2 separate regions of the Homo sapiens genome follow, and region 2 is linked to region 1. A link is an interaction called in ENCODE POLR2A ChIA-PET data of the cell type or tissue named here. Cell type or tissue: GM12878. All regions are shown on one strand. Links, peaks and the distances in the headings refer to the core of each region. The heading gives the core; the rest is flanking DNA.

Evidence for each region. ChIA-PET counts read pairs that join two places held together with the same protein. Peaks named below come from ENCODE experiments on the same cell type or tissue, not always from the same donor. Only the 100,000 strongest peaks of a DNase experiment are listed, where the experiment ranks them.
Region 2: POLR2A ChIA-PET joins it to region 1 with 8 read pairs; 3 of 35 experiments call an interaction of 5 or more read pairs at or near these places.

The regions. Positions count from the first base shown.
Region 1 is chr2:136,211,568-136,214,487 of GRCh38, reverse strand. No RefSeq gene overlaps it. Among named protein-coding and RNA genes, the nearest start is that of CXCR4, 95 kb to the right of the region's middle. In GM12878, for the core only: no CTCF peak of the experiment used is centred there; a DNase peak (open chromatin) is centred at 1,237.
Region 2 is chr2:136,349,456-136,352,375 of GRCh38, reverse strand. No RefSeq gene overlaps it. Among named protein-coding and RNA genes, the nearest start is that of CXCR4, 230 kb to the right of the region's middle. In GM12878, for the core only: no CTCF peak of the experiment used is centred there; no DNase peak of the experiment used is centred there.

The DNA of each region.
Region 1 (2,920 bases), core at 200-2,699:
TTATGTAATAACATACTCACATGAGTATTAGCAAATGTCCGTGCCTGGAATTTCCCCTGTTCTCTTCCCCTCTTCAGTGCCTTCAAAGCCTTCTCTTGAGTCAATGTTGTTATTTGTGCCTAGTTGAAAGACTGCTCTCTCCTGCACCTAGGCAGCAGAGACAAAGACCCTGACTTCTCTGAGCAGCCTGAAAAGTGACAAAGGGGAATTGGCACACTTGGAGTTGAGAAATTGGCAGAGAGGTGATAAGATAGCGTTTAAAGTCACAGATGTTGCTCTCAGCATTTATTGATTGTAATTCAAGAGAGGAAAAAGGAATAAAACTCTCCCCACACCGGAGGTCCTTTGGAATATGCACCAAACAGTGTCTAGGGAAAAACTGGCATGTTCTTGAAACACATGTTACTCCTCTCCCCTCCCACACCTGCAGCAGACATCACTAATCAATGACAGCACTCTTCGCTGCTGAGCACTGTGTGTCCTTAACACTGTTCTCAGCCCAGCACTCCAGGCAGCCACTGCAATTGACCAGAGTTGCCACAGGAGATGAAGCCTCTTCTATCCCAGCTAGTGAAAGGGAGTGAAGACACCTGGTGCTGCCCTCTGGGTCCCCTCACCTTCTCACAAACACATGTTCATCCACACCTCCTAGCCATTGCAGGTCAAGACACTGTACTTGAATGTTCTCCCTTCTGCTTTTCCAAAGCAGATTCATCCTTTCAGGTCTGGTTCAAATTTCATTTTTTCCAAGAAGCCTCTAGGGTACCCAAACCCAATCTTCCCTCACCCAATCTCTCTTTCCTTCCATTTCCCAGGGCTGCCTTCTGATACCACACAAGGGAGCTCTATCCTATGCCCTCTAGTTTTGTTTCCTTATTACTCTTTCTTCCTCTACTAGACTTTAAACCTCTGATGTCTTCCAAACTTTTTAAAAACTTTGTTCAAAAAAAAAAAACACCTAACACAGGACATCGGATACAGTAGAATATCTGGTAAAGAGGGGTTTTGTTTGTTTTAAATTTCAGTAATGGAATTGTTAACTTTGGGGGTGACTTTTAGTTTTGCTTTCTAGAAGCAGAGGCTGCCATTTGCTTTGGAGCCTCTCCCCTCTTTATTTGGGGAAGCTCATAGGCCTTTCAGTTCCATCAAAGGAAGATAAGTCCCCACTCATTGTCCCTGGAGGAAACTGTGAGGTCTTCTTATATTTGCATGTATGTGCCAAAGAGAGACATGTAAAGTGAGCTTCCAAGCCAGAATGTACACTTGAAAGCAGAAGAAAAATGGTTTTTCCTAGAGAGAAATGCATACTGGACTGTTAGCTCTCCCCATTCCCTACCTGTCATGGACTGAATATCTGTGTCCTCTCAAGATTCACAGGTTGACATTCTAACCACTGATTCGATGATATTAGAAAGTTTGTGGGGGTGATTAAGTCATAAGAGTGGAGCCCTTGTGACTAAGATTAGTACCCTTGAAAAAAGCCCCAGAGAGCTCTCTCTCACCCCTTCTACCAAGTGAGAACACAGAGAGATAACAGTTATCTATGAAGCAGGATGTGGGCCCTCACCTGACACCGAATCTGCCAACACCTTGATTTTGGACTTCCTAGCCTCCAGAACTGTGAGAAATAAATGCTTATTGTTTAAGCCACCCAGTCTACGGTATTTTAGTAACAGCAGCTCGAACAAACTAAAACATTACCCCCAATGGAGTTAATAAAAGTGAATACCTGGGACTCTGGGGAATGCGCTGAGGACCACTAGGCTGGGTCATGGAGCCCACCCTTAGTTAGACTTCTTTAGGGGAGGGAGAGGACTGTATCTGGGCTTGGAGAAAATGTGCAAGGAGTGGTTTTTCCTTGAGATATGGGGCCAGGGCAGGGATGGCAATGAGCAGAAGAGCTTGTGGCTGAGTCAGACAGTCTGGCTTTCAGCAGTGGCATCATGACAACCCTGATGGCAGGGGACAGCAGATCTGCAGCCAGATTGACCAGACTTTCTGACCACAGTAACCAGGCTGATGTCCTGGGTCAGAGTAGCAAGCCTAGGAGTCCCCAAGAACATCCTGGGAGAAGAATAGCCATAGGAAAATGGACTTCTCCATTCAATGAGGGGTCAGAGATACATGGGGTCAGAATCATGTTAATTGACTATTAAGATACAGAGAGAGAAAGCTGCTGCATGTGATCTCTTTCAAGTAGGTGACATACATCTGGGGTCCTACCTATTTGGACTCTATCTCTTCTTACTTCTCCCGCTTTCCTAAAGGGCTCAAGTTGAAAATCATAAATTCTAATCTAAATTCCTTGTTTTATGCCTAAAAGAACCAGAGCCCGGAGACATAGAGAAGATCATTCAAAAGCACATGCCAAGCTAAAGACAATACCAGGGACAGGACCTCATCTTCTGACTCTTGGTCCAGTTCTCCCTCCAACTCAGCAAACAGCCTTTGGATTCCACTTGGGAGTAAGTCTTCACTGAATGCCCACCATGTGCTCAGCCCTGTGCTGTGCTGAGTGAAACACACAGATGTGTAGGACTTAGTGCCTGTCCCCCAACCCACACCCAAGAATCTTACAGTCAGGTTGGGGAGATAAGGCAAGGGAACCCTGACTTCCTCATGCTGTGGGTGGTACTAGAAATCAATCTTCCTGCTTTAGATTTGTACCATTGTTATGTCTGAATATTTGTGATCCTCCCTCACAACCAAAACTCATCTGTCAAAAACTAATCATCCATGTGATGGTATTAGGAGATGGGGCTGTTAGGAGGTGATTAGATCAGATAATGGAATTAGCGCCCTTTTAAAAGAGGCCCCAGAGAGCTGCCTTGCTCCTTCTACCATGTGAAGGCACAGCAAAAAGGTACCATCTAAGAACCAAAAAGCCACCCTCACCACACACCAAATCTGCTGGCACTTT
Region 2 (2,920 bases), core at 331-2,830, 140 kb before region 1:
TTCCAGACTGGGTTGAAAAATGTCTCTCCGCAGCTCCCATCCTGGGAGCACATTGAAAACATCTGATTGCTGGTGGGAAACGGTCACACGGGGGCTCTTCATGATGGGTCCCAGGTACCAGTATGTTGTCAATGCCCCCCAGGTGATTCTAATGTGCAGCCAGTGTTGTGAGCCACAGCTTATAGACCAATCTGTCTGATTAGGTTGTTTTACTCCTTCAAGCAAAACACAGGCCCTCTGTAGCTACGGTGGTAGAGAAAAATCTCACCTTTGAAAATGCTTTCTAAGCAGGTAGTCAAATTCTCCCACCTACTCAGTAACGGCTCTGGGTCTCAAAACTAGTGTGCACAAGGTTCGCCTGGGTTCCTTGTTAAAGAGGGGGAGTCCCGGGACCCTCTTCCAAAGAGATTCTGATTCAGTCTGCCTGAGAAGGGGCACAGACAATCTACTTCTGAGTAAAATGTCATGTGAAGAGAATGTACTGACCTCAAAAGAAAAAAAAAGAAAACACTTCATTTCCCTTCTTACTCTCATACTAACCCAATGGGTAACCTTGGGCTTAACTTCTGATAGAAATAATGACCACAATAGCTGTTGTTTGTTGAGGTACCTTAGGTACAGTATCTGGATCTTCCTAAGAGCTGTGAGGTGGTATTCTGGGTTTCGTTATGTGCCTTCCTCTGGTAATAGTCTCCTCGGTGTTAAGGAAGTGTCCTTTCTGTATTTCATGTGACTCTGGTGGAATTGCCAATCAAACTGCCCAGTAACACCCCTCTAGGGAGAGGAGAGGCCAGAGGAGGATGTGTTGACTCAATGCCAGCCAATGAGGTTCCTCCTCCGGGGGCTGGAGGCAGGTCAGGGCTTAGGGCGTTTGTAGTCTGCTCTCCCTGGGTAGAATCCCTGACCCAGTCCTTACAAAGATTCCGTTCTTCAGCTCTTTCTTCCATTTCATGAGCTTCCCAGTATCATTCCTGTAAATCTTTTTCTTGCTTAAGTTAACCAGAGTCCGTTTCACATATTAAAGAAACTAATGAAATACTTATTTTCAGATAAAGAAGCTGAAGATTAGAGGAATTAAATGACTAACCCAAGACGCTGCAGCCAGAAGATAGCAAAGTGGGACCCACAGCAGGACAGTTTGGTTTCTGAGTTTACAATCCTGTCATTACCTCACATCACCTTAAATCCTCCTGAGAGCTCAAAAAAAAAGGAGAAGGAGGGGTGGAGGGAGTGCACTTTTCAAATACATATATATCATTTGAAAAAGTATAAAGAGAAATTTAAAAGTTACTATTAACTCCCACACCCATACTTGTAGTCAGAGAACTGGGCTAATTATTAATTTAATTTTATCCATTTGTATCAAATGCCCCAAGTGTTTATCCAGCAAAATTATATATTATATTAGAACACATGACAGAGAAAAAGGGCACAAAAAAAGCAAACAGTGGTTAAAGTCGGGAAGATACCAAAGATAAACATTCCAGCAAAGTAATAATTAGGACCAGAATTCACCACCATCTTGGCTGAGTTTCTATTTTATCAGTTACTGACTTCTTAAATTCATGGATCCTAGATTACAATCCTGAAATCACAAAACAGAGGCTAGACTTGTAAGCAAAAATATGACCCAGTGTATTAGTCTGTTTTTGCGCTGCTGATAAAGACATACCCCAGACTGGGCAATTTACAAAAGAAAGAGGTTTAATTGGACTCGCAGTTCCATGTGGCTGAGGAGGCCTCACAATCATGGTGGAAAGTGAAAGGCACATCTCACATGGTGGCAGACAAGAGAAGAGAATGAAAACCAAGCAAAATGTGTTTCCCCATATCAAACCATCAGATCTTGTGAGACATATTCCCTACCATGAGAACAGTATGGAAGAAACCACCCCCATGATTCAATTATCTCTCACCAGGTTCCTCCCCCAACATGTGGGAATTATGGGAGTACAATTCAAGATGAGATTTGGGTGGGGACACAGGGCCAAACCATATCACCCAGTCATCTTTAGAGCAGTAAATCTTCCAGCTCTTGCTCCTGTCACAATTTCTTTCTCAGACTTCAACCATGCATTTGAGACTATGGGGGGTGGGGAGGGGAATGTATACTTGACCCCATATAACTTTGTTCTGCTGGTCACTGCAGTCCAAAGCCAAGGCCAAGTGGGTCTGTGTCACTGAACAGAAATTAATTTAGCAGAATTTACTTTAGAGACATACATAACCCCTATTTGTCAAGTGCTGAGTTTCTCAAACTGACCTCATTGGAAGAGTCCATGCAGTCTCCCCGTGTCTAGCATCTCCATTGCATACCCTACAACAAATGCCCCGAAACCACTGGTACCTGGCCACATCCTACACATGCCACCCCATAGCACTTCTGGGTCAGTACCAGCAGGCAGTTTATTAGCAAACAATTGACTCCACTGTAAAGAATGTACTCTAAAATATGATTATTTGAATATTTAGCCCCATGGCTATTTATGTCATAGCATTGCTTATAATAGAAAAAAAATGAAAACAATGTAAATATCTAAAAATGAAAGATTAAATACATGATGGCATAATAACTTTAAAAATCTTGTTAGAGAATAGTTAAACATTCATGAGAAAAAATGCTCATGGGAAATGTTCATGAGATACTGTTAAATGAAAAATGAAATAAAAAAATAATTATAGAACAGAATGTTCAATGTGATTCCATTTTGTAAATACTGTATATATAATAAATTCCCATATATATCTTTTTGAGGGGAAATTATACATATATAATATTTATGCATATATATGTATAGTATATACATATACTATTTCCCCAAAAAGAATAGGATATTCATGGAAAGGAGAGTTATCTCTGATAACAATTATAAATTATTTATATTTTACTTTCTTACTAGTCCATATCTCTTAAATTTTA